Regions from separate parts of the Homo sapiens genome. Here region 2 is linked to region 1. A link is a loop called in an ENCODE intact Hi-C map of the cell type or tissue named here. Cell type or tissue: thyroid gland. All regions are shown on one strand. Links, peaks and the distances in the headings refer to the core of each region. The heading gives the core; the rest is flanking DNA. Region 1 overlaps SEMA4D (semaphorin 4D). Region 2 overlaps SEMA4D (semaphorin 4D).

Region 1 (13,277 bases), core at 597-8,596:
CTGTTGTGTGTTGTGACCCTGTTCTGTCGGGATGTTCAGCCCTCTTTTGCCAATCTGTAGGAGCTCTGGATTTGTTATAGATATTGATCTTCTTTCTTCTGCTTGGAAAACGTTTATTCCTAATTCTTTTCTTTGCCAGTTTCTTTTATTAATGTATCATTTGCTGTCCAGATTAACTCATTTTATGGTCGAATATGTCTCTTTTCTCTTAGGGCTCGTGGGTACCAGCGTTTGTTAAGAAGATTACATGGGTTGTCTGAGGATTTTCTGGCAGGAGTTTTCTTGTTTTGTGTGTTTGAATTAAACTCTTGAACGTGTCTAGAATGCTTTTAACATGAAATAATATGCTTGGGGTGGGGGAGGGCAATTTTGTTTCCTTCCAGTGTGCCAGCACTAATTAGTCAATAATCCGTCCTTTGACCAATGAATTGAATGACAGCTCTGTGGTCTGTTAGGGTCTCATGTAAACTGGGTTCCGTCTGGGGATCCTCCATCCCACTCGCTGGCCTGCTTGTCTCTTCACGTGCCCACATCCCGTCAGTAGCGGCTGCAGAGCAAGTGCTGATAGCTGGGAGGAGTCCCCTCATGTGCTGTGTGTGTGATGACGTGCTTTGTGAGCCGTGATGGCAGGAGTGCTCCTGTGTATGCCTGTATGTGTTTGCCTGTGTTTCTCCTTATGACTCCTGGGCAGAGCATGATAAGGGTGGGTACACTGTAGCTGTGCTAGAGGGGCAGCCAGGGAGGAGGCCATGGAGGTGGGGAGGGAGGCCAAGGTGAAGCAGGAAAACAGAGACCACCAGGTGGACGCAGAATTATGTCTATGGTAGGTAGGTATAATTTCTAAAAGGCAAGGTGTCTAGGACAATAAATGTAAAGCAGGTTTATTATGGGGGGAGCAGTGAAAAGAGAACCCTTCGTGTCAGGGACCCACCCACTGCTTGGATTTCCTTTGGGCATGAGTGCCCTGACTCTGCCCGTGGTGGGAGGATGCATGGGCATGCAGTGGGGTGACCGTGTCACTGCAGCTTAGGTGCCTGTGCCTGGCCCAGGGCTGCCTGACTCTGGGCCCCTGAGGATGCCCATGCCCAGGCACCTCTGGCAGCTGGCACCTCGCAGTCTCCAAATGCTCTCTGTGCCCCATCTTCTGTGGCACTGCTTTAGCAGGGCAGGCCACACCTATGCAGGGAGCCCAGGAGGTCAGGGCCTGCAGTTACCCACTGGTGACCCCAGCCCCACCCATGCTGTGGAGGGAGGGTAGAGAGTTTCAGGTGCCAGCCCATACAGGACTCACAGCCAGGACAGGAGGCAGCCAGGTCCTGGCCACCAGCTCGGAGGCAGGCATGGGGTGGGGTGCAGCTGAGCGCTGCAGGGCCAGGGCCGTCCGCCACCCGCCTACCCCAGGCAGATCCTCCTCTGGCGGCTGCTGCTGGCCGGACCTGCTTCCCGGGTGGCTATTATGGGCGGGTGGAGTCCACGCTGTGCTTTACTGGGAGGGCTCATTTTCTGTCAGACAGCTGAAGGCTCCACTCTGCAGGGACAACAGGACCGTGGTACACCCGCTTCGAGGTCAGTGAGAAGGTGGACAGGGCAGCCAGGCCCCGTGGGAAGGTGGCTGGAGACTGGGCCCATGGGCATCCTGGTGGCCCTGTTTAAGCTCCTTGTTCAGCCCACATATGGCTTGTGGCTGGAGTGTGTGTCCAGTTGAGCACTGGCATCCGTTCTTCTCCAGAGCACCTCGCGACCCGGCCTCTGTCCAGGGGGGTAGTGTGGGTGGTCATAATCCCGCCACTGACAGGGAAGTCTCACTCTTGAAGCTGTGGAGAAGTCCCTAGGGGACCTGATGGGGCTGGGCTCTGGACTGTGAGTCACCTCCTGGGGAGAAGAGCCGCCTTCCTCCTGGGAGGCTTCAGTCCCAGGTCAGGCAGAGGCTGTGCAGGCATGCTGTAGGGGTGCAGGGGGCCCTCCTGCTGCTGAGCACGGTCCTGGTGGGCATCCGAGGTTGCTCTAGCCCCAGTGAAGGCCCTTAAAAGTCTCACAGGCTGTGTGATGACAGGCTTGTCCCAGCCCAGGCCCGGGGCCCAGGTTTGCAGACGACACCGGCACATGCGTGAACCAGGGTCCCCAGCATTGACTCACATCTGCCCGGGTCTGGTGTTTCCTCGCTGGGAAATGGTGAGAAGGATGGGGAGGGCTGCAGCCATGCCAGACACTGTCTGGTGCTGATCCCTCTCTGGGACGGATGCAGTTATGAACCCCAGGAACCCTCCCCTCCCCTTGCATGTATCCTGACAGCTCAGGGTGAGTGGGTCTGATTCTTTGCTAGCTGTTGGGGCCTGTGGAAGTGAAACTCATTGTCTTTTCCATTTTTACCTTGAACTCTGTGTTTCTAGCAAGTAGAGGAAGAGGACCCCGGCCAGGCAGATGGTTTATTTTTATGCATGGTTTCAGATGGCGCCCACCCCTCCTCCCCTCCTTGCTGCTGACCATCTCACTCTTTTGACATGTTGCTGCTGCTGCATGGTTTTCTTACAATTTTTTCTATTCCACTGCATTTTAACTAATGAGGTCCGTATTCTTCCTGCAAAGCTGCCATGTTTAACAGAGGACTCTTGGAGCCTGGCAAGCTTGGAAAGAGCAGGTAGCTCCCTCCTCTTCTGACAGGCGGGCCAGTGGGGCTGGAGTGGGGGGCTCCAGCAGCCCCTACCACCCTCGTGGCAGCCGTGGTGCCCAGAGCCGACCCACTGAGCCCCTCCCAGTGCTTTGGCCAGTGACCTTGACCTGGGCCGTACGGCGCAGCAAACCATGTCTCTGGCCTGAAGATGTGTCCTGGGCCAGGGGAAAAGGGAAGGAAACAGCCCCAGCTCACTGGGTGCTGATGATGGGGAGGGGTGATCAGGAACATGCTGAACTCACCAGCCTGGCCATTGCTGGTCTACACATCCATGAACTGTGCAAGATTTCAGGCACGTTAAATAACAGAGCCTTACAGTCCAATGGGGAAGAGAAATGTGTAAACACAGCCATGGGGATGGGTGCCTGGTGAGGGACTGTCAAACATGGGCGTGGCCATGAGCCCCTCTTGCCAGCCTCTAGCCCTCTGTCCACACGGTGGGGCCTGGAGTTGCTGGACTTCCCTTTCACTTAGATCAGAAGCTGAAGTTTAACAGTGTGGGCTGGGATGGGAGTGTGGGAGGGGGGTTAGGGCCCAGGCAGGAAAGCTGGACGCAGAGTGGTTAGACAGGTATTGGGGCTGAAATGACAAAGAGGGTACTGAGGACACCCAGGGACAAAGCAGCCACAGCCTCCAGGCAGGTCCCAGGAGCCCTGAGGAGGAGCCATGGGGTGGTGGGGAATTGGTCCCCTCCCTGCCTGCTGCTTCCAGGCTGCCCTCACTTCCTTCCCATGGTCTGGGGCATTCTGATCCTGACACAGTGATGTGGGGGTGGCCCATGATGTGGGAATGGGGGCCTGGCCGGTACCGACATCTCCAGCCAGAGCTCAGGGTTGCCTCTGCCATCATCACCTCGGCCACATCCCCTTTCCTTCTGATCCCAGACACATTGGGCTCTGTCTTGCCTGCTGTTCTGTCTGCCTGGAAAGCTAATGTTGTTGGTGCCAAATTCCTGAAGAGTCCTCCCTGATGGCCCGTCCACCACGCGAAGCTGTGGAAATTGCCCGCTGCTGGGAGGAACAGTGCCGCCCGGCCGAGTCCTGCGCGTGTGTGGAAGCGGAGGCCAAGGGTTGGTATTCGTAAGGTCTGGGAGTTTGGTTTAAGGCAGATCTTTCAATGTGGGTGGCTGGTCTGATTTGGACTGGGACATGTTTACAATGTGTAATAAGACTTTAAGATCAGTGGACGCAGCAGAGGGCGTGAAGCCAGCCTGATGGTGGTTTGCTGAGGGAGCAGCTTGCCCAGGAGAGTGGCTTGTTGTTCTTAGAAGGACTCCCTGGGTGAGCAGGTCAAACAACTTTCAGGAGCTCTGATCAGTCAAGTTGCATGCTGTTTTGCCCTCTTGGGTGGAAATTTGCTGCAGTAGTCCAGTTAAAGTGTACTTGTGCATTTCTGACACCTCACCCTTCAGGTCCAACTTAGCCTCCTCACCAGGCCAGCTTGTCTCCTGTAGTTCTCTTGGCACCCTGTGTGTTCCTACTCAGGACTTGTCACAGTGTGTCATCACACACACGCAAGCACATGCTGTGGGACATTGATGTCTTGCCCACTGGAAGGGTTCCGTAGGGTGGAGTCAGCCCCACTTTGCTCTGCTGGCACTTAGCACGGCATGTGGCACGTAGCAAGTAGTTAGGAAATGTTTGCAGAGGAACATGAATAAGTCTTGCACGAGGTGCCGGGGAGCTCAGAGGAGGAAGCAGCCTCCTTTTTTTCCAGGAGACCAGGGGACGCTTTACCCAGAAGGGCCCTGCTGCTGTGGAGGGTGCAGCCTCCTTGGGGGCTGAGTGTGGAGGGCAAGCGGAGGGTAGGGCTCAGGGGCCAGGGTGATGGGTGCGGGTGGGAGGTGGATCAGACAGCATTGTGAGGGTAAAGGGTTGGGATTTTAAGCAAAAGGCAGCAAAGAGCTGTTGAAGGCTTTTTGGCAGAGGCATGTCAAGACCAGATTTGGAGTTTCGAGATACTCATGTAGCTATACCATGGGGGTGGGTGAAAGCGTGGGTGGGAGAAGGCACAGGGGCTGGAGAGGAATGGGAGGGAAGGCGTTGTGGTCACTGCTTCCTGGCAGGGGCGGGGAGGGAGCCTCAACTGGGTCTGTGGGGCAGAGGAGCCAGCACCACTCCAGGGCTCGTCCCGGGTGGGTGTGGATGGAGATGCCACAGCCTGCGTGGCTCCCAGGGTGAGGGTCAGGCTCACAGGGAGGACACCAGGCCTCTTATCGTGGCTCCATTCTCTGTGGACTGCCCTTGGTGGGACTAAGAGCAGGCAGGTCTCCATGTGTCCTGGACACGGCTCCTGACCCAGCACGTGTGTCCACTTTTGGGCTGTGGTGAGGGTGATTGAGGGGCAGTGTGCCAATGTAGAATGACTATATGGCATGTTTGTGGGCTAAAGTAAGTGAATGCTTAAATTGACACTAAGATGCGGTGAGCTTGATCGTGGGTCGGCCGGTTTCCATTCAGCTAAAATTCGTGAAGTGGGGGCATCACTGACTTTTTTTGTAAAGAGAAAATAACCTGTAAATAGGCTTTTAAAAATAGACACTTACTCTTGCTTTTTTTGTAAATCAGATTGACCTGTCAGTGCACTCTGGGGTCCGGCCAGCTGCGATGATCTTTAGACCAGTCAGCCGCCGGCTGAGCTGACACCTTTTAGATGGAAATGGAATAAATGCTGCACCACATTGTTCGTGTGGGTGGTGAATGCAGGTGTTTGAAACCATTAGCTTCTTTGCATAATTAAAAACCTTAATTTTTTGTGAAATCTTTAATCATAGAAGAAATGCTTCTTTCCAGTTTGAGTGTTTCTCTTAATATTACCATTGCTTTAAGACAATTACCTTCAGGGCTCATTACTTTCCTGGACAGTTTACAGGCCAGAGTGGTCTCCACTCAGCCACTAGATCTTAGAGGATTCTAAGAAACCCTATTCGTTAAGCCAGGTAACTCATATATTCTGAATCTATAAACATGTCTGAAAATTGTGAAACATACTGTAGAGTTTATAGAAGTTCTTAAAATACATACATTGTGCCGGGTACGGTGGCTCATGCCTGTAATCCCAGCACTTTGGGAAGCCAAGGTGGGCGGATCATGAGGTTAGGAGTTTGAGACCAGCCTGGCCAACATGGTGGAAACATGTCTCTAATAAAAATACAAAAATTAGCCGGGCGTAGTGGTGGGTGCCTGTAATCCCAGCTACTCAGGAGGCGGAGGCAGGAGGATCGCTGGAATCCGGGAGGCAGAGGTTGCAGTGAGCGGAGATCAAGCCATTGCATTCCAGCCTGGGCGATAGAGCGAGACTCCATGTTAAAAAAAAAAAAAAAAAAAAAAAAAAAAAAAAAAAGGCCCGGTGCGGTGGCTCACACCTATAATACCAGCACTTTGGGAGGCCGAGGCGGGTGGATCACGAGGTCAGGAGACTGAGACCATCCTGGCTAACACGGTGAAACCCCGTCTCTACTAAAAATACAAAAAATTAGCCGGGCGTGATGGTATGCGCCTGTAGTCCCAGCTACTCAGGAGACTGAGGCAGGAGAATGGCGTGAACCTGGGAGGCAGAGCTTGCAGTGAGCCGAGATTGCGCCACTGCATTCCAGCCTGGGCGACAGAGCGAGACTCCGTCTTAAAAAAAAAAGAAAAGAAAAAACATACATTGTATTTGATTCTAGTCAAAGAACATAAAGAATACTTCGATTTTTTGCCTCAAATATCCCTAACACTAGAAATGTTGTTTGTCTCAGGAACGACAGAATAAAGTGCTTCATAATGTGGGTTTGACTGGCATAGCTTTCAGCCCGTGATGTACTGGATTAATATTTTATCTAATTGCATGACCCCAGCTCTGTCGTGAGCAGGAGTTGCAGTCACCAGGCTCCCGCGGTGAATGTCGTCCTGCTCACCTTCTTGTTGCATTCTGTGATGCAGCCATCACGAGCTGCCATGGGAGGTGCTCCACCCTGAAAGCTCTCTCCAGGCCAGCCTGAGTGTGGCATCCACATGAGCACAAGTCCAGCACCAGCTGAGGCCCCCAGCCCTTCACTCTTCACCCTTCCTGGGTCTCCAGTTTCTCATCTCCAAACTTAAAACTTGCCTTCATGGCCACAAAAGGCTCCCAGGAGAGAAGCAGGGCGCTTGGCTTGAGTATTCTCTACAGTGCACCTTTGTTGCTTCCCTCTTCCCTCTTCCACACTCAGCCCCCAGGGAGGCTGCTCCCTCCACAGCATCTGGGTGCCCTACTGGGTAAAGTGTCCTCTGGTTCCTCTCTGCATCTTGCTGAGATGGCCCTGCCCTTCTATCCCTACCCCTGTAGGTTATTAGAAATCTTCCAGCGAGAAGGGCGCAGAGCCTGGTGCCAGATGGCACTGTGCATGTTAGCAGGTTGGATGGCTCATCCTTGGGACTGAGTTGCTCAATTTAAGGAATTTTAGACTTGGTATCTGGGTTCAAGCATGTCCCTGTCCTGGCTATGTCCCGAGCTGCGGACCAGGGCAGAGCACCACATCTTTTATACAGTGTCCCTGTCTTGTTCATCTCCGAGGCTCAGAGACCTCATTTGTGTGGCTGTCACCTGTGCCTGCTCAAGTCACGTTGCTACCTTCCTTTAGCACCTGGACACATCAGCCAGACCTCCCTCCCTGGGACCCCTTGACCAGAGGCAGCACCGGGAACCTGTGCCCCTTGCCGCTGGCACACATGGGCAGGTGCCCGTGTCACTGAGCCCAGTCATGCGCCAGGCCTGTGCCCTCCCCTCTCAGGGCGCACCGCAGCAGTGGGAGTGCCTGTCGCTGCCGCCTGCTAGGGTTGGTGCTGGGTGGGGGTGGGTGCAGAGGCTGGGATCTGGAGGCCACACCTGCAGTGTCAGAGACTCAGGGCGAGCTTCACACCTGCCCTGCTGCTTGTCCTGTGGTTGTTTGCTTATTCAAGACCAAGTGTGGGCGACCAAGATTGGGCAATACTCACTGCATCGCGCTTCCTTACAGGCTGAGGGCAGGTGCCTGCCGCTGTGGGAGGAAAACCTGGCCTGCAGAAAAATAAAAACTGCCAGAGCTGCACGAGCCACACTTCATTGCACTGTGCAATGCCCACTAGGATCAGGCCACTCATGGGGGTGGGCATGCTGGCCCGCAGAGCAGCCAGGGCCCTGCAGCCCCTAACAAAAGAGGCCACGTGCTTCCTGTTTTAGGGTCGTCTGCCCAGCTGGGAGCAGGCCATCTCGCTGCAGCACTGTCCAGCAGCTCTGTGCATGCTCACCTCCCAAGTTTGCCCTCATTGCTACCTCTTGACTGAGCTGTCTTCGTGATTCCTGAGTCCAAGGCTGGACATGAGAGCTCAGAGGGCCAGAGTGACTTGCCCAGGGCTACATCTGCTTCCTCGGGACTTCACCTCTAGCCCCATTGTCCCGTGGCCTTAGGCAGCTCACCCATCCTGCCATGGAGCCCCCAGATGACTGAAGTAGTGGCCAGGCCTGCAGGGTCCTCAGGCACCCAGGAGCTTGCCCTCGCCAGGCGACCTGCTGCTCCATGGGTGGACAATGGTGTGCATGGCTTGGGTGCTGGGCCGCAACCCCCCACACCCTCCTCTAAGGCAGCCTTTCTCCTCCTTCCTCAGCCTTGGGACTGGGCCCTGCCCCACGAGCCCCTGAATTAGCCCACACAGGAAAACAATCAGGCCCACATCGCTGAACAGCCCCGCTGTTTAAAAGGAAGAGAATGGGACAGGGTTGTTCCACAGCCTGCGGAGAAGGCTCACCACGGGACCTTGTCCCTGCGCTGAAGGGTGCCTTGTTGTGGCTGGAGCAGTCCTGGCCTGAGCCCCAACTAATAACAGAGCCCTTGAAACCCCTGCAGTCAGGACAGACGTCCCAGGCGAGCAGAGGCCCTGCGTGAGGATGGGGCGGCGGGGCCAGATGGTGTCCTGAGTATCCATCCTCCCTGGTGGCTGAGGACACGCTGACCAGCGTGGGGTCAGGAGCATGGCCCCTGGAAAGGTGAGGCCAGCTGGGCAGGGTCAGGGGCTTGGGTTTTCTTTGTCATTTGGTAAATGGTCTTGTGTTCCCATTTCTCACCCCTCACTGGGGTTGAGTGAGAATGAGCTGAGTAAGTGGGCTTCCTTCTAATGTGAGGGGACCAAATGACCAGCTGCCCTTCTGGACAACCAGAGGAAAAACACACTTGAGTGGACCTTACAGGCTTCACTCCAGAGCTTTGCACTTCTGTGCTTTGAAGACAACAGAAGTGCAGGATGTTGTCTGAGATGTCCGTCATTCTGTAGCTGGCCAGAGAGCAGCCAAGGCTGAGGCTGTGATTTGGGGGTGGGGGGCAGCGGGGGCGCTTCCTTGGCCTAGGCTATCCCTGCTTTCTCTTACTGGGCAGCCAATTCAGCATGCATTGGGATGCGGCACAGCAGATATGGACACTGGGCAGTGTTCATGCCCTTCCTTTATTTAAGTTTCATTTATCTCGAAGTTTCTCTGTTTTGCACAGCCTTTGTAAGGAAAGGCCGGACATGCAACCTGTGGGCGTGGCCCTGGGAGGGGTGCACCCAGACCAGGTTGTCCAGGAGCAGGCAGCAGGCTGGTCGGGGCCGGGTGGGGCGTAGGTGGAGCCTGTAGGACTTGCTCTGCATAAAGCCGTGGGTGTGGCTGATGTTCAGGATCTTTGCTGACACAGAGACCTGGGTGGCCTTGTTTGTCCCTGGGTTCTGTAAATCAAAGTACATGCCCGGCACTGTGTCTAGTATGGTCCAGGTGTGTGAAAGTCAGAGAGCCCTGGGAGTCTGCCATCTCTGTGAGTTGGGGAAAGGAGGAGGGGCCAGAAACAAACCAGAAACTCCACAGCTCTTGCTTAGGAGCCTAAAGGAAAGAAACAGGGCAAAGCAGCCAGAAGGCTGGGAACTGGAGGGCCAGTCCTCGGACTAGAATTTACATAGGAATGGGGGCTGTGAATGGGGATGCTTGTAATCCTTCCAGAATTGGGGTAAAATTTGCATCTGAATGGCTCATCAAGTCAAGATTCCCATGGAATGTACTGGTTTTCTGGTTATTTTCCAGGTCCTGTTAATGATCATTTGCATGTTTACTCAACCAGCATTCTTAAAATTAATATTACCTTATGACTGCCTTTATCATGACTCTCTTAGTGGGGATTTCTGTCCTCCACATGCCCTGGGGGATGTGCAGCCCCCGTGCACTCCCCGCCTTGGCCGGCCCCTTCCCCCATGCCCAGGTAGACTCTGAGCTCTTAGACCAGCAACTCAGCCCTCAGATGTGTTTGGTTGGGACTTCCCAGTATTAAAAATATATGGATTAATTATGTTGCAGCATTCAAAGGCTTCACCTAAAAATTCAGGTTTTTTTCTTTCAGGAGAAAAAAATCAAGAACTATTGCCCACACTAGGCCATGTTGTAGAAGGCTGGGAGGTGCAGTGGCCCCTTTAGACAGGGCCTGGCCCAGCTGCCCTGCCTCCCCTCTACATTCCCTGACAGGGCCCTGGAGACTTCACTCAAAGGTCCATGGCTGCACATGCCAGGGGTCTGCAGGAGGATGAATGATGCCCTAGTACCTTGGGGCATCCCTCATCCCTGGAACCTGTGAATGTTTCCTTACATGGTAAAGAGATTTTGCAGATAGGATTCACTTAAGAACCTTGAGATAGGAAAATTCTCCTGGATTTTCCAGGGTGATCCCTAAATGTAATCACAGAGTTTTCTTATGAGAGAGGCAGGAGGGCAGAGAGGAGAGAAGGTGCTACGCTGGTGGTGGAGGGAAGAAAAACTTTCACTCTACTCTCTTAGATGCTGTTTCTAGGGCCTGCGAATTAAACTGACGAAAGACAGTAACAGGAGAAAAGACAGACTAACATTTTTACATACATGAAGCTTCATGAAAGAAAGTGAAAACCCAAAGAAGCAATAGATTTGAGGGCCTGCATACCGTTTTGACAAAGGTCTCAGTGGAGATTGAGAAGGCGCCCAACGCCATTGTTCTGTCTTCCCTTCTAGAGGTTTCTAGGGTCCTGGCTGGCTCCTAGACCGAGACCCCTCCCTCCTCTACCTACACGCGTGCTGGATGGGGGCAGCATGCATCGTGGAGACAGGTGGATGGGCCTCACCTGGCTGGCAGCGGGTGACTGGGTAGACCTTGTCGCACATTACTGCTGCTCCGGGGCTGAGGTCTGGCTGGTCTTAAAACATGAACAGCTGGAGACAATGTGGTATGCGTGGTCCACGTCACTTGGCATTCCTGGTGTGCTCCATGTGTCACAGCATCTCTCCCCAGAGCGGGGCAGTCCGTGCATGCCAAGTGCTATGTGTGAGTCATGCACAGATTCCTGCCCACGTCTGCATGGGGGCTTCTGCAGCTCATCATAGCATCCATGTCACCCAGTCCAGAGGGGAGTGGTGGCGCTCTGGCTGGAGCTGCCCAGTGTGACCCACACTTAGTGCGGAGCTACTGGGGTATGCTGGTACCAGCATCCAGAGGCTTTGAGAGATACTGTCTGAGCCCCGGGACAATCTGCACCTAGGGCCATGCTCTTGTGTGTAATGGGACAGCAGAGGGCTTTGTGTCTCCCTGTTGCCCCCGGACCCTGTGACCCTCTGGACTTCTGCCCTGGGTGGTATCCACCCTGTACTTGGGCAGAACCTGATTGCTTCTATCAGAAGCCCATGCTCGGCTACATGCAGGGGTGGGAGGTCCCTCCCAGAGGGGGTTAAGCGAAATGCCAAGAGTTGGATGCATCTGACCTACTGTGCCTGTGCACAGTCCCTCTCTAGGACACATACCGTGGGCTCAGAAGGCCGTAGCATGTGGCACCAGCTGTCTTTACAGTCTGCAGTGGCTGCTGGTTGGACAGAGGTCATGGGAGCCCCTCTCTGCTGATTGGAGAGCCCTCCCTGCCGATTGGAGACCCCTCCCCACTATCAAGGACTCCGTCAGTGCTGACCATGCTGCAGTGGCCCACCGACCGCCTGGCCCCCCTGGAAGTGAGCAAGTCCCCTGGTGGCCCCACCCTCAGTCCGTCTGCTGCCGGCTGCTGTCTCTGCAGTTGCACTCATGGGGGACTCGTGGCAGCCTCAGGGGGTCACTGCTACATCCATGCCTCTATAGCAGGGGCATGCATACATCCGTGCTCCAGCCTGCTATAGACAGTGAGGTGAGAAGTCCCTGTGAAGAGCTGGCTTTTGCCCTGTGCCCAGGATGCACCAGCAGCACTTGGCAAGTCCTAGAGCCAGTTCTGCCACGTTCCCAACCATTGTGCACACCCGAAGACGCTCTTGTGTTCTCACTATGGTAACAGAGGTCCCCTTCAGGTTGTCCTTATAAAGGTGGGGTCACTTTGAGGACATGACTGGCTGCAGAAGAGATTTCTGGCCCTTGTGAATAGTGCTGTCGTGAATATGAGTGTACACGTCTCTTTGAGACTTCTTTGTGTACATACCCAGAGTGGAATCTCAGGAACACATGGTTATTCTAAAGTTTTAAGGGACCGTCATGATTCCCACAGTGGCTACACTGTATTGCATTCCCACAGCAAAGTGCAAGAGTTCCAGCTTCTCCACATCCTCACCAACACTTGTATTCCATTTTTGTTTGTTTGTTTTTTGCTTTTTTTTTGGTAGTGGCCACCCTGATTGGTGTGAGGCGGTTGGGAGGTTGTTTTTGCTTTTTAACCTCATTTTCATATGGGTATTAAGTATCATTTGCCTGCAGCACCAAATCTGTTTTTATCATTGAGGGCCTGCAAATCCCCACGGGGTGTGCCCCACTGCACTGGTGACCAGAGATAGAGACAGGGCACTCAGAGGAGGAAGAGCCATGCAGCCAGTGGTTTTATTGCTGCCCTTACGACAGAGTGCTGGAGGGCGCCCCTCACACTAGCCTCAGGCAGTTTTAGGACCTTACTGTGGCCGCCCTGATCATCCTGAATTTTCAGATCTCAGCTCCCAACTCCCCAGGGTCCTGTCCCCAGATCTCCAGGCTTAGTCAGGGTTACAGTTCCACTATCTAGTAAAAATGACCCAATCCATTCTGTGGTAGTACACTTATATAATACTACTTATATTAGTGGTTAACATTTATTGTGCCAAGCAGTGTTATAAATAATCCAAGTACCTTTTGTGGCCAACTCTGTCTTATGGATGGAAGCCAAGGGGCAGAGGGTTGAGTGGCCATTCCAGGGCTGCATAGCTGGTAAGGGTGGGCCCAGAGGGTGCAGCTGGGCCACCAGGCTCCTGTGCCATGTAAATATGCCTCTCCTGGGGGAACAGATGGACTGGTCAGGGCTTGTCATGGCAGAGCAGCACAGAAGGGAAGGTACACTGAGGTATGGACACAGAGAGATGAGGATAGCATAGATGAACCAGAGCTCGTATTGGGGCCTTGACTGTATGGATCCCAGTCTGGCCAAGGGAGGGGCTGGGAACGTGTCCTTGAGGAGGCGGGAATGTGCTCTGGGGGCTTTAGGGCCACCTTCTTTTTTGCTGAGGTGAAACCATCAAAAGAGAGAATCTTGCTGGGTACAGTGGCTCACACCTGTAATCACAGGGCTTTGGGAGGCCAAGGTGGGAGGATCACTTGAGCCTAGGAATTCAAAGCCAGCCTGGGCAA
Region 2 (14,897 bases), core at 1-8,000, 53 kb after region 1:
TGATGGGTGGCTCCTGACCTTCGTCTCAAATGTCACTTTCCCTAGCACTTTATTCCCTTGGGCCTCAGATGCAGCTCTCAATGGATCTTATTTCTGGGGGTTGTGGGGACTGAGGGAGTGCTGGCCCCCATGTGTGACCCATTAGCCTCCTCTTCTCAGGAGGTTCTTTCTTTTAATGCACCCTCTTCAAACCTCTAGCTTATAAAAAGCAAGGCTTTGTGGAATGTATTCACCAGAGTCTGTTGGAATTTCACCATTTGGCTCTTAATCTACCTAAGAGTGAAACATTAACCGACAGCTTAAGATTAAGAAGAGAGAACCAATACAGAAGTTTGTCAAAACACAAATCTTTAAGTACATTAAAAGGGGAGGGTGCCTTTAAAATGACACACTGTAGGCACAGTGCTCAGCACAAGAGAATGGCCTATGGGCTTGATTACAGGAAATCTCAAGGTTGCTCAGTGGCAGTTTCCAGGAGGTGGATTGTCAGGCCTCAGGGGAGCTGGGGGAAACCACATGAAACACAGCCGCCATGTCCCTGGCCAGGAGCTCATCTCGGAGCAGGTAGCCATTCGTCTCTCATGGAAATTGGTAGATAGTTCTTGCGTGGCCCTTTCTCATGTAGTCATGACCATCAGGACATCAGAGAAGCAGGGTTCCTTTCATGCCTATGGCGCACAAAAGTGGGTGCCTTTGACACCGTTCCCTTAACAGCCCCTTGCATAAGGAAGAAGGTTGGGTGATGTGCACACCTGAGTATCCACCTGGTGCTTTGCTCCCTGCCCAGGCCTTCCGTAGCCAGGGCTCACTGACCAGATCCTCCAGCTGCCCCGCAGCCCCGCAGCCGTGGCTGCCATGCTCCTGTCTTGCAGACCAGGAAACCATCCTATCAACAGTATCAGTGTTGGGGGCAAGCCAGTGCCCCTTGAGATGGGGAGGGTGCTGCAGGGCCAGAGCTCCTGGCAGGCGTGCACAGTGCTCAGAATGCTGTCAGAGCAGCACTGGCCAGGGGACTCGAGCCCTCCCCTGCCATCGGGAAGCCAAGGATCAGACTTGCCTTGACCTTGACTTATTACCCAGCACTGAGGGTTTGCAGCAGGATCAGTGAGCAGATTCAGCGATGCACAGAGCAGCCACCTCCACCCCCGACAAGTTTCTACAAGTCTTAGGCACACTGCTGTCATCCCCTCTGATCCCTTTTTTTTCCCCATACTTGTTTGAACTCCTGGACTAGGGTGGTTTGAGCTTAGGCCCCACAGCTCCTGCCTACCACGCAGGCACACATGAACCCTTCACCTGCTGCCCGTGACCTGAAAGCCACATGAGACCCCTGACGAAAAATGTGCTAGAAATTATTCTTTGCTAAAACATCAAGGAGGAAAATGAAGTCCTTTTATCAAAAAGAGAATTTGGGCTCCTGTAATCACACAGCAGAGATGAAGGGGGAACATTTTCCCTGTGTCCAAAATAAGTAAGGCTGCTTCTATTTCATATTCTTCTGCACTCAGGTTTTGTGGTTTCAGTATTTCTCTCCAGACCACACACAGTCATGTGTAGTTTATAATTGTGTCTTGGTCATCGGATCCCTGAAAAGCGTTTATAAAGAACTTAGGTTCAAAGCACTTTAGCAGATACTTTGGGTAGAAAGGAAGTGAAGGATCTATTCCTTTAAAGGGAGGAAGGTTCACACATTTGCCCAAGACAGGCTGCAGGGCCGGTGGCTGTCCCCTGGAAGGAGGCTGCCGCCACTTGCCCCACCCAGAGCATGTTCATTGATGGGCCCTATGTCAGGAAAGTCACACAATGCCAGGGGCCTTGGCAGTTGGAAGTGTGTGAGCACGGCAGCACCTCTGCGGTTGCAGGACTGAATGCTGGGCACAGGCAGGCATGGACGATCAAATGAGCTTTCAGTGAGAGGGCTTTTGTCCGTTTTGTTTTGTGTGTTAACCCAGGAGCGTTCTGGGATCCAAGCTGGAACCTGGACGTGGTGCTGCGGGCCACTCACATAATTGCGGCATCTGTCTCCTGTTGCCCGAGCTTTGTTTCAGTCAGGCACAGCCGCGCTGTGCTGGGCCATGGAGGGGTGCACCTCTGACCTTAGTGCTTGCTCACAGGGGATCCACTCTCGGCCCACCACGTCTTCTTGTTGGGGTTTTAGGGGGACCAGGGCGGCCTGAGGACCTTGCAGAAGAAATGGACCTCCTTCCTGAAAGCCCGACTCATCTGCTCCCGGCCAGACAGCGGCTTGGTCTTCAATGTGCTGCGGGATGTCTTCGTGCTCAGGTCCCCGGGCCTGAAGGTGCCTGTGTTCTATGCACTCTTCACCCCACAGCTGTAAGTGCCCTGGGTGGAGTCCCCCTCCTTGCTCCCTTGATGCCGCCAGGTGGTCCCGTCACCTCTTTCCCCTCCCCAGGAACAACGTGGGGCTGTCGGCAGTGTGCGCCTACAACCTGTCCACAGCCGAGGAGGTCTTCTCCCACGGGAAGTACATGCAGAGCACCACAGTGGAGCAGTCCCACACCAAGTGGGTGCGCTATAATGGCCCGGTACCCAAGCCGCGGCCTGGAGCGGTGAGCTGGGGCACTGGGGGCGGGCCGTGCTTTCCCTTCAAGGCCCAGGGCATGGAATCCAGTACAGGCACTGGGGCCTGCTCATGGGCTGGGTACCTGGCCACGCCAAGGCTCTCTGCATTGGGACAGGGACGGCCGATGAGCACAGCTCATCCTTCTTCCCTTTTGCATGTTACGTAACAGCCATTGCTACACTATTGCACAAACAAGAAGGCTGGGGCAGCTGTTTTGCACAATTAACATTGCATAACAATTAGGTCTGTTTCATTTTCAGTTTCTTACAGAGAAACACATGATTCCTTGGCAAAGGCCTCTGCACTGTCCACTAGTCAACAGGAGTCACATTTTTTCCTCCTAAATATAGTGAACTTTATGTAGAAATTGGGAATTTCCAGGCCGATTCCTTCCCTCACATGGGGAAATGGGTGTGACAGGCATGTGCACAGCCCTCTGTGGGGCTGTGACCTACATGGGGTGTCCTGGCCCTCAGAGTTCACTGCAGCACCAGCTCCCTCCCAAGGGCAGCTGTCCCTGACACCATCATGGCTCCTTCTATGCATAGCTTCGTAAAATGTGTTCACTCATGGTCACAGATTTTGGTTTACACACATCAGGGAGCTAGAACAGGAAAAAAGAATCCCTCAGGCTCTTATGCTATTTTAAATTGTCCTGGTTTTAGCCATGTTTAGCATTCTTTTCATGAGAAAGCTGCAAATCAGTGTTCTGTTTTTTAATTTCAAAAGCTCAATAAGTGTTTTTCACTTACAAATAGATAAAAATTCCTTCCCTGAGTATGTATCGTGAATGCAATTCTGTCTTGCAGATGTGTTTTATAACTGTGTCCTCTGCTGGCTGGGGAGAGGCCACCTTTCCTCATAGTAAAGTTATTCACTGCTACCCTCATTTCAAGGCATGCATTGTGTGGTTTCCAGGTTTTGCAGCCCCCCCTGCGTTGGCTGCTTGTGTGGAAGCACCCGTTGCGTGGTGGGACACGAGCACGTTAACAGCGGGGATTTTCTCCCTGCAGTGCATCGACAGCGAGGCACGGGCCGCCAACTACACCAGCTCCTTGAATTTGCCAGACAAGACGCTGCAGTTCGTTAAAGACCACCCTTTGATGGATGACTCGGTAACCCCAATAGACAACAGGCCCAGGTTAATCAAGAAAGATGTGAACTACACCCAGATCGTGGTGGACCGGACCCAGGCCCTGGATGGGACTGTCTATGATGTCATGTTTGTCAGCACAGGTGGGTTCCGAGGGCTTGGCAGGCTTGACAGTGACAGCACATCTGTGTCCTCTGGTAGGAAAACTGGGAAATCCAATTATTCTTTCGTGAGTAGTTCCATTGCCTCCCTCGAGGTGACCTGGGAGGTTTGTGGGAGCGTAAGAAGATTTCTGAGAAGTCACCACACCAGGTGGCTTTCAGATCTGGGACCACCAGGCTACTGGAGGTACTTGTTAAAAATAAAAATGCAAGTCCTGGCCTGTGGCTGGGCTGGGCTGGGGCAGAGGAGTACTGGCCGCCGAGGAGTTGGGGCAGTGCCCACGCAGGGGGCAGGTGTGAGCCACCTGGGAGGAGGCGTCAGCCTGGCGTTTCCTGACTGCTGGCAGAGGACCACGTCCCTGCTTCCTGGCCGAGGAGCCAGGTTTTAGATGTGCCCTGGCATGTGGACTCTGAAATAAGCACTTCTGGAACAGGGACAGGGGCCAGGAGCCACGGTGGCTGGCAGCGCATTGTGGCCTGCCCTTGGAGCCTCCCAGCCAACCTCACATGCCCCCTGTCCTCACCGCCTGCCTAGGGCACTTACCAGTGACACCCCGAGGGCTGGTGGAGCATGGGAGCCCCCTCATGTGGCACTTAGCCTCAAGTGTAATGTCGACTGTTGGTGAGGATTCTTGGGGTCAACCATGGAACAGTTTATTTTCCTTGGAAAAAAACTGGAATAACCCATAACACTTGGGTTTCCAGTTGTCTGTTTTGCCAAAGCCTTTTCCTTTTTTTGTTTCTAATGCGAAATCATCATTGTTTTCTAAGTATCTGTGGAGGGAATGACTTGAGAGTGAAGAGTGTGAAGTTTGCCGCTGTGGTCACTGTCCTTGGTTTCTGTGTCTGGGTTAGTGTCACTGACCTGTAGCTTTGGCCCTGCAGACCGGGGAGCTCTGCACAAAGCCATCAGCCTCGAGCACGCTGTTCACATCATCGAGGAGACCCAGCTCTTCCAGGACTTTGAGCCAGTCCAGACCCTGCTGCTGTCTTCAAAGAAGGTAAAGTGACGCAGGCAGCTGGACCGGGGGCTTCTCCGCTCGGTGGCTTTGATTCTAGGTGACAGGAGAGTTGGCAAGCTGGAGTCGGGCTCCTGGGCAGGCCCCTCTGTCTGTCTGCCCTGGGTGAGCCAACCTTCAGAGTTTGACACAGAGCCATTCCGTGAGCTGTGGGATCTGAATTGGGGAAGGCAGGAAGGCAGACCTGGGGAGACGGGACTTTCTCTTCGAAGTTGCTGGAATGTCATTGAGTTGTTGGTGCAGCTTTACAGGCTGTGGAGAGGTGGGCACTGCTCCATGAAGACACCTTTTTATGCCCTGAGCTTGGGGGGTGTGCAGACTGCATCTGTGGGATATGATAGTGATACAGCTGACTCGTCACCGTGGAAAATCCACAAGAGAAGTGGTTCGTCTCATCTGTAAAGCTGTCTCCACCTGTGGCTGAGACTCTGGTCTGGCCTGCAATACTCCCAAGCAGCCCTTGGCAGGGGTGGGTGGGCGGGCATCCACGCTGGCCTTTAGGGGGCTGCCTCCCTGGCCCTGGCTCCTAACGGGACCTCCAACCACCTTGTGGGATCCAGGCCCAGTCAGTCCTCTCCTCCCTCAGCTGGGAGCAACAGGCAGAGGAAGAGGGCCCCTGTCTGGCCGGGTAAGATACCTACCCTTGGCAGGTGCGTATTTGCAAACACCCCTCCAGGTCTTCTGTCCTCTTCCCTCCCCTGTATCCACAAAGCTTGGGAGCCTGGGTCCTTTTACGTGGTCACCTCCCCTCTGCTAATGGAGAGTTCTCCCTCAGATCTGAAAGGAAAAGAGAATGAAATAGCCTGAGCAAGTTATAAGCCACTGGGTACTGGCATCTGTTCACCAGCCTCTCGGTCTCCAGGACACAAAGGGAGCCCTGGAGATTTGAAGGGTCGACGCTTTAGCCACTGTGGGGCCTCACCCCAGCCTCGTTGTTGAAAGAAGGGGACCCAGAAGCTCTTCTGGGGCCATCGTGCTGTTCAGTGGCCTCAGCCAGACTGGGCAGGCACCTACAACATCTCTAAAATGTGGACTTCTCATTAGAATGAAGATTGGGCCCCTGGTGTGGACATTCGTGAGAATGACACTCTGTTCCAAGGGTCACTTAGGGACCCAGGCTGGTGGAGGCTTCCAGGGCACATGGGCACTGATCCTCAAAGGCAGAAGGGGGTAGGAAGAGGAGGGCCGCACAGAGGGGGTTACGGGTCAGTGCCCACCCGCCATCTCCCAGAACTCGGTCACATGGCCACACCAGGGCAGCTGGCCACACAGGGAGCCTCGCGCCCAGGAGGAGGAGCCAGTGGGTTTGGGGAAGCGCTTGCTGGTCCTACTGGACCACCCGACCCGCCTGTCTCTGTAGGAGCCTCCATTCGTGGGGACGTGGCTTAGTTGCCTGGACAAGCGGAAATACATCCTGCCTGCCGTGGGGTCCTGTGCCTTCTCCTTGGGCCTCAGTAGGCTCCAGGTGGGGGTGGAAGGCCCAGCTCCATGGCCATGGCAGCAGGAAGTGGCTGTTCAGTGGTAAAAAGACTGTGCCGCCTGACCCCATCAGGCTCTCTCACGGTGATCAGCAAATGGAGAAACGGCCAGTACCACGCCCTCCCCCTGTCCTACAGCTGGGGAGGTGCGCTGTGCCTCCACCCTCACCTCCTCTCCCCTGATGACAAGCATGGGGTTTTGCTTTTTATTTTGGTAAATACACATCAGATGAAATTTGCCGTCTTAACCATTTTTCATTGTGCACGTCAGTGGCATTAAGAACATTCACGTTGTTTTGCAGCCATTACCACTGTCTGTCTGCAGGGTGCTTTTCATCTTCCCAAACAGAAGCTTTTTACCTGTGAAATACAAACTCTTCATTTTCCCCTCCTCCAGCCCTGGGCAGCCGCCATTCTGCTTTCTGTTTCTGTCTGGGTACCTCATATGAGTGGAATCACACAGTATTTATCCATTTGTAACTGGCTTATTTCACTTAACATAAAGTCCTCAAGGTTCCTCCCTGCTGTAGCAGGGGTCAGGGTTTTCCAAGGCTACATACTCCTCTGTCGTATGTGAATACCGCATTTTGTGAGTCCCGCATTTTGTGTGTGCGTTCATCCCTTGATGGACACGGTTGCTCCCACCTTCTGGCTTCTGTGAACAGTGCTGCTGTGAACGTGGGTGTGCAGATACCTCAAGTCCTTGCTTTCCATTCCTTGGGCGCACACAGCAGATGCGGTTTGCTCGGCCCTCTCTGAGCCCACCGAGTAGGCTGTGTCTGTATTTTCACCAGGACTCCTTGGGATGCTGAGCTACAGCTAGCGTGGCAGAGGGCAAGGAAGGCACTTAGACAGCTCAGTTGCCTCTGATCACGTCCACCGTCACTCCAACCTGCCCTCGGGGTCTGACGCGCACACACAGCAGCAGAGACAGAGATGGGAGCATGAGAGCTGCCTGCAAGGGGACAATCCTCAGGCCCAGGGAAGGCGGAGACAGGGGGCGTCGAGGGGCAGGAGTGCACAGGACAGGCTTGCTCTCAGCGGGCCTCACTCATGCTGCCAGGTGCCTGGTCAGGCTTTTTTTCTTTGCCTTTAAAAATTTTGTCTTGAAATAATTTTAAATTTACAGAAGAGTTTTGATGATTGCACAGAAGGATCTTGAGCGCCCCCACCTAGCTCCACATGTCCGATGTCTCACATAGCCAGTGTGCATTTATCTGAGCCAAGGTGCTGTCATGGTGCAGTGCGTTACCTGAACCCCAGACCCTGGACCCTCCTACCTCCCGCCCACCACATTCCTGGCTCAGCACCTCAGGTTGCACTGGACACTGCATCTCCTCGGCTTCTGCTCTGTTCCTGCCTCCCTGACCTCAGCACTCCTGGAGAGGAGTAGTCTGGTGTTTTGTGGTGTGTCTGGTGTATTCTTGTGATTATCTTGGGGTCGTGGTTTTAGGGGGAGCACCAAAGAGGGCGCTTTCTGGGGATGGGGCATCTGTATGACTCGCACCAGCGTGATGACCTTGGTCATTCTGTCCAAGTCACCACCGTCTTTTTCCATGTCGAGTGTGTCGGGGCATGTAGTCCACACTGGGGGTGGGGGAGAGTGAGCCCCACCTCCCAGGGGAGTCATGTGGGAAACCCCCACAGTCATTCATGCTTATTTGCAGGGACAGACTTGGAGGCTACAGAAATGCCCTGTTCTCCCACCCACTGACATCCACATCGACCAGTGGGTCCTGCCTGCAGCAGTTACAGCTGGCTGTCCTGACGACCAGTTCCTCCTTCCCTGTCCCCTCTTCCCTTCCACAGTCATCCCTTGGTCTCTGTGTGGCGTCGTTTAGTTTTTACAGCTTAGTTTCATTTGGGCTGCAGCCCAGCCCCATCCGGGAGAAGCGGAAGCTGGGGCTGAGTCTCCCGCAGGGTGCAGGAGGTGGTCTGGATCCCCTTGGGACAGGCCTTGCCCCCCAGAGCCCACCCCACCCTCCACAGCTACCCTCAAGCCTCTCTTTGGGGTGAGGAGTCAGGCGGGCCCCACTTGGCCACCCAGGGCACCCTGCTCTGCACTGCATGGTGTTCACGCCACCTCGCAGGTGCCCCCCGCGGGACCCAACAGGACCAGCTGTCCCTTGGAAGTTACCCAGCTTGGCTTTGCTGCCAGAGAATGTTTCCGCCACCTCCACAAGCCGCGCGATGCCCGAACTGTGATCTGGGATGTCATCCTCAATCCTTCCCACAAACGTGGCTCACACATGGCCTCATCTGCCCAGGTCTCTGCTGCTGCTGCTGCTGTGAGGCCAGCGGCGGGCCAGGTTCCCTCTGCTGTGTATTATCACAGTTTCCATCCTTGGGGGCTTTCCCTTTCTCTCGTGGGTCTGTGTCCGCACAGCTGGATGTGTGGCCTGGGGCTTCCTGTATTGGCATCAGGGCCTGTGATCTTCCAACCACACTCTGAAGTTGACTCCGAGCGTATCCTCTGAGGATGAAGGTCGTGTTTCATCTGACTGTAAACCACTAAGTCATGTGTAAATTTGGGAATCTTGTATTGTTAACCAAAAGGTGTCCCCAGGCTGTTGAGGCAGATGCCCTGGGCAGAGGCTAGAGAGCGCGCTCCACGGGCCACCTCCAGGTCTGTTGCACGCCCCCGAGCTTCAGGTGGGTGCACTGCATGTGGGGCACCCTCCTTCCAGCTGAGTTCCGTTCAAAAGCAGTCAGCAGCCCTGGATGCCTGTGTGCTGGGCACTGCTGGTGCCAGGTGGGCTGATGGGATGGACCTGAAGCTGGTGTCACTGGGAACCAAGTGTCCCAGAAGGTGGGAGAGTCTCACCTGCCCTCTGCTGTGGGTGTGGCTGCTCTGGAGCTCGGAGGTTGACTTCCCGTCTGTGAGCTCTTCCCTTTTACATATAGATAAGTGAAAAGCAAAAGGCATTGTTCCTTTTTTATGTTTTGTATCACGATCTCCTCATCCTTTGCATGTCGTCCGTTTGGCATCCCTGTTATGTTAGGCCTCTGCTGGATCCAGACCCTCACGAGAGGCTCCCCGCCCACAGGTGCTCACATTCTGGCTCGGGGGACGAGGTTGGGCTTCGAGGTGGTGTGCTTCAGCCTCTGGCTGCAGCCCCTTCTCACCTATAGTGAGGCCGGGAAGATGACCGGGAGTGCCAGGCTCATGCATCCTCTGCTGCAGGGAGGAGATCTGGAGGTGGGGACTGAACAGCCTCCCCACTGGCTAAGAGAAACACGTGCAGAGAAGCGCTTTGCTGGAGGGCAGGCACCTGTGGGTGCCCAGACAGGGGAGAGAGGGATTTGGACCTAAGGCCCAGTGAGCCCTGACATAGCACGTGGATTCTGCAGGAAGGTCACAGACCTGCCTTGTTTGCCTCTGGTTCTGAGTACCTCTCCTCCTTACTGCAATGTCCCCTGAAGGTACACTCTGGCTGCTTCCCACACACTGGTGCAGAAGCAGAGGCCATGCTCCTGGATGCCTGCTTGCCTGATGCTAGTTCTTCTCTGTCTCATACACGCAGGGCAACAGGTTTGTCTATGCTGGCTCTAACTCGGGCGTGGTCCAGGCCCCGCTGGCCTTCTGTGGGAAGCACGGCACCTGCGAGGACTGTGTGCTGGCGCGGGACCCCTACTGCGCCTGGAGCCCGCCCACAGCGACCTGCGTGGCTCTGCACCAGACCGAGAGCCCCAGCAGGTATGGGGCGGGATGCGCTGCCTGGGGATGTCCCCCATGTGTGTGGGTGAATAACACGTGCCGGTTGTTTTGCAGGGGTTTGATTCAGGAGATGAGCGGCGATGCTTCTGTGTGCCCGGGTGAGTGACTCCTCGACGTCCCATTTCCTTTGGGAGTGGCGAGGTCTTGTAGCCATTTCACGGTGCTTCAGTTCTGTGGCATTTGTGTGTGTTTTGTTTTTCTTTCTCCACTCGGAACAGAGGTCAAGTGTTCTGTAGCAGACTCGTGGTCTTCTCTGTCTTTTTTTCTTGCCGAAAGAGTACTTGAAGCCACTTAGAGTGTATCTGCTTACTGGGAAGCAGTCTCCTTCCAAAACCATCCTGTTTTCTTTCTGCTTAGCTTGGGGCTCATTAAGCAAAACCTAAGCCTGTTATAAATGGGGAGAAAGGAGCCCATGAGTGATTAATCCTCAGGCAGTGTAAGGGCTGGGGTGGTGTTTCCCCTGGGGCTCCCACCTGGGATTCACCCGCCTGTGGATGTCTGAAATAGCACCACACCCAGAGGGAGGGGTGGCATCAGGCCAGATGCCCCTTCCCCAGCAGCCACCTTCCAGGGTGCTAAAGGCAGACTTGACCCTCAGTTCTGTGTCTTCCTGACCCTGACAAGACAGCTGTCATCAGACTAAGAAAGGTTTAGGCAGCTGGGCATGGTGGTACACGCCTGTAGTCCCAGCTACTAGGGAGGCTGAGGCAGGAGGATTGCTTGTGCCCAGGGGTTCAAGGCTCAGTGAGCTTATCATGCCACTGCACTCCAGCCTGGGGTGACAAAGTGAGACCCAGACTCTAAAAAGAAAACAAAAGCTGGCCGGGCACAGTGGCTCATGCCTGTAATCCCAGCATTTTGGGAGTCTGAGGCAAGAGGATCACTTGAGCTCAGGAGTTCGAGACTACCCTGGGCAACGTGGTGAGACCCTGTCTCTACAAAAAATACAAAAATTAGCCAGGCCTGGAGGTGGTCACCTGTAGTCCCAGCTACTCTGGAGACTGAGGTGGGAAGATCCCTTGAGCTGGGGGGGTTGAAGCTGCAGTGAGCTGTGATTGCACCACTGCACTCCAGCCTGGGCAACAGAGCCAGACCCTGTTTCAAAAAAAAGAAAAAAAAGAAAAGTTTAGGCAGGAGGAGAGTGCTGAGATGCACTGAAAGGCCAGTCTTCCTTGCAGCCATTAGCAGAAGCGTCTCGTGTCTGATTCAAAGAGCTGACACTAGGCACAGAACTGGCCTCTGCTCAGCTTCCCCAGCCTGACGCGTTTTCTTCTGGGACACGGGTGAGAAATGGGATTTCTGCTGCTCAGAGCTGCCTCCAATTTCTTTGTCCCCATGGGCTGTCATCCAGGGCTCATCTTTGCTTTTTGGTCACGCATGTCTTTATCTCCTTAGTTGTTCTGGAAGATTCCATGTTGCTACAGTGGGTGAAACTCTTGCGTCATCTTGTGGGTATTTTAAAGAAGTTGTTAAATAGCAAATGGGGATTGTTGACGCTGTGCACGTTTATTTTGATGTTCCAGATAAAAGTAAAGGAAGTTACCGGCAGCATTTTTTCAAGCACGGTGGCACAGCGGAACTGAAATGCTCCCAAAAATCCAACCTGGCCCGGGTCTTTTGGAAGTTCCAGAATGGCGTGTTGAAGGCCGAGAGCCCCAAGTACGGTCTTATGGGCAGAAAAAACTTGCTCATCTTCAACTTGTCAGAAGGAGACAGTGGGGTGTACCAGTGCCTGTCAGAGGAGAGGGTTAAGAACAAAACGGTCTTCCAAGTGGTCGCCAAGCACGTCCTGGAAGTGAAGGTGGTTCCAAAGCCCGTAGTGGCCCCCACCTTGTCAGTTGTTCAGACAGAAGGTAGTAGGATTGCCACCAAAGTGTTGGTGGCATCCACCCAAGGGTCTTCTCCCCCAACCCCAGCCGTGCAGGCCACCTCCTCCGGGGCCATCACCCTTCCTCCCAAGCCTGCGCCCACCGGCACATCCTGCGAACCAAAGATCGTCATCAACACGGTCCCCCAGCTCCACTCGGAGAAAACCATGTATCTTAAGTCCAGCGACAACCGCCTCCTCATGTCCCTCTTCCTCTTCTTCTTTGTTCTCTTCCTCTGCCTCTTTTTCTACAACTGCTATAAGGGATACCTGCCCAGACAGTGCTTGAAATTCCGCTCGGCCCTACTAATTGGGAAGAAGAAGCCCAAGTCAGATTTCTGTGACCGTGAGCAGAGCCTGAAGGAGACGTTAGTAGAGCCAGGGAGCTTCTCCCAGCAGAATGGGGAGCACCCCAAGCCAGCCCTGGACACCGGCTATGAGACCGAGCAAGACACCATCACCAGCAAAGTCCCCACGGATAGGGAGGACTCACAGAGGATCGACGACCTTTCTGCCAGGGACAAGCCCTTTGACGTCAAGTGTGAGCTGAAGTTCGCTGACTCAGACGCAGATGGAGACTGAGGCCGGCTGTGCATCCCCGCTGGTGCCTCGGCTGCGACGTGTCCAGGCGTGGAGAGTTTTGTGTTTCTCCTGTTCAGTATCCGAGTCTCGTGCAGTGCTGCGTAGGTTAGCCCGCATCGTGCAGACAACCTCAGTCCTCTTGTCTATTTTCTCTTGGGTTGAGCCTGTGACTTGGTTTCTCTTTGTCCTTTTGGAAAAATGACAAGCATTGCATCCCAGTCTTGTGTTCCGAAGTCAGTCGGAGTACTTGAAGAAGGCCCACGGGCGGCACGGAGTTCCTGAGCCCTTTCTGTAGTGGGGGAAAGGTGGCTGGACCTCTGTTGGCTGAGAAGAGCATCCCTTCAGCTTCCCCTCCCCGTAGCAGCCACTAAAAGATTATTTAATTCCAGATTGGAAATGACATTTTAGTTTATCAGATTGGTAACTTATCGCCTGTTGTCCAGATTGGCACGAACCTTTTCTTCCACTTAATTATTTTTTTAGGATTTTGCTTTGATTGTGTTTATGTCATGGGTCATTTTTTTTTAGTTACAGAAGCAGTTGTGTTAATATTTAGAAGAAGATGTATATCTTCCAGATTTTGTTATATATTTGGCATAAAATACGGCTTACGTTGCTTAAGATTCTCAGGGATAAACTTCCTTTTGCTAAATGCATTCTTTCTGCTTTTAGAAATGTAGACATAAACACTCCCCGGAGCCCACTCACCTTTTTTCTTTTTCTTTTTTTTTTTTTAACTTTATTCCTTGAGGGAAGCATTGTTTTTGGAGAGATTTTCTTTCTGTACTTCGTTTTACTTTTCTTTTTTTTTAACTTTTACTCTCTCGAAGAAGAGGACCTTCCCACATCCACGAGGTGGGTTTTGAGCAAGGGAAGGTAGCCTGGATGAGCTGAGTGGAGCCAGGCTGGCCCAGAGCTGAGATGGGAGTGCGGTACAATCTGGAGCCCACAGCTGTCGGTCAGAACCTCCTGTGAGACAGATGGAACCTTCACAAGGGCGCCTTTGGTTCTCTGAACATCTCCTTTCTCTTCTTGCTTCAATTGCTTACCCACTGCCTGCCCAGACTTTCTATCCAGCCTCACTGAGCTGCCCACTACTGGAAGGGAACTGGGCCTCGGTGGCCGGGGCCGCGAGCTGTGACCACAGCACCCTCAAGCATACGGCGCTGTTCCTGCCACTGTCCTGAAGATGTGAATGGGTGGTACGATTTCAACACTGGTTAATTTCACACTCCATCTCCCCGCTTTGTAAATACCCATCGGGAAGAGACTTTTTTTCCATGGTGAAGAGCAATAAACTCTGGATGTTTGTGCGCGTGTGTGGACAGTCTTATCTTCCAGCATGATAGGATTTGACCATTTTGGTGTAAACATTTGTGTTTTATAAGATTTACCTTGTTTTTATTTTTCTACTTTGAATTGTATACATTTGGAAAGTACCCAAATAAATGAGAAGCTTCTATCCTTGATTTGGGGAAGACATTCCTTAGCGGAGGCTGTGCAGCCTCCCGCCCCTGCATGGCCCAGGCGGGACAGCTGGGCTCGCTCTTTTCTGTCCGTTTCCTGCTGTGTTTTGCCCTCTCTGGCCTGTGACGTGCTCCTGGCGACTTCTTCCTCAGTGCCCTCTCTTTTCTGTCCTCTCTGTCTCACAGCCTCGTCTCCTAAGCCCCTCCCTCCTCCTGGCTCCTCTTCCCTGTCCTGTCTGGGCCATGTGGGGGACAGGAGGCTTTCCTCTCCCTGGACCCCCTGGCCAGCCTCGGGTGCGGGGCCCGACAGCAGCTCGAGGGTCTCCTTGCTGCCGCCCTTCCTGAGTGACCAGGCACAGCACGTGCACGCCCTGGGGAACTTCTACCTCTTCTGCCAGGCCACAGGTGAGTTGGGCCCTCTCTGTCCCCTGTGCCCTGTCCATCTGTCTCCTCCCACAGGTGGGGGGCGGGCGGGGGCATCCTCCACATCCCTCCACATGTTCCTTTACCTTCCTTATCTGTCCTGGCTGCGTCCCTCGGGTTGAGCCGTTTCACGCTTTCATTGTGGGTCCATCCCGAGGGAAACTGTAGACAGTGTGAAGCCACTTCTAGTGTACAGGGGTCAACCAGTGTTTTCTGTAAAGGGCTAGATATTTAGGCCTTGTGGGCTGCAGGCTGTGTCACAGCCACTAAGCTCTGCTGTTGTATTGTAAAACCAGCCATAGTCAATACACAACGAGTGGTCAGGGCTGTGTGCCAGTAAAACTTTATTTATAAAAATGCACGGTGGGCCAGATTTGCCCCAAAGGCCCCAGTTTCCCAACCTGTGGTATATAGGATTGCTTCTCCCTTAAAAAAAAAAAAAATTTCAAGAGACAGGGTCTCCCTCTGTCACCAAGGCTGGAGTGCAGTGACACAATCATAGCTCA

What was found. Peaks named below come from ENCODE experiments on the same cell type or tissue, not always from the same donor. Only the 100,000 strongest peaks of a DNase experiment are listed, where the experiment ranks them.
Region 2: a loop joins it to region 1, with 2.6 times the contacts of the local background. A loop is called at or near these places in 3 of 110 quality-filtered maps.

What each region holds. Positions count from the first base shown.
Region 1 is chr9:89,431,701-89,444,977 of GRCh38, reverse strand. All of the region lies in intron 2 of SEMA4D (semaphorin 4D), which reads left to right. Among named protein-coding and RNA genes, the nearest start is that of SEMA4D, 60 kb to the left of the region's middle. RefSeq lists enhancers at 1,624-1,843, 1,701-2,276, 4,587-5,164, 7,583-8,364, 8,365-9,146 and 3 more. In thyroid gland, for the core only: no CTCF peak of the experiment used is centred there; DNase peaks (open chromatin) are centred at 3,850, 4,214 and 7,570; H3K27ac peaks cover 1,584 bases.
Region 2 is chr9:89,376,309-89,391,205 of GRCh38, reverse strand. SEMA4D (semaphorin 4D) reads left to right here. Exons shown (of 16, transcript NM_001371194.2): 10 at 2,159-2,334; 11 at 2,414-2,570; 12 at 3,598-3,820; 13 at 4,724-4,839; 14 at 9,860-10,032; 15 at 10,108-10,151; 16 at 11,577-13,971. The coding sequence ends at 12,502. Among named protein-coding and RNA genes, the nearest start is that of SECISBP2, 65 kb to the right of the region's middle. RefSeq lists an enhancer at 1,622-1,791. In thyroid gland, for the core only: no CTCF peak of the experiment used is centred there; DNase peaks (open chromatin) are centred at 2,738 and 4,195; H3K27ac peaks cover 1,828 bases.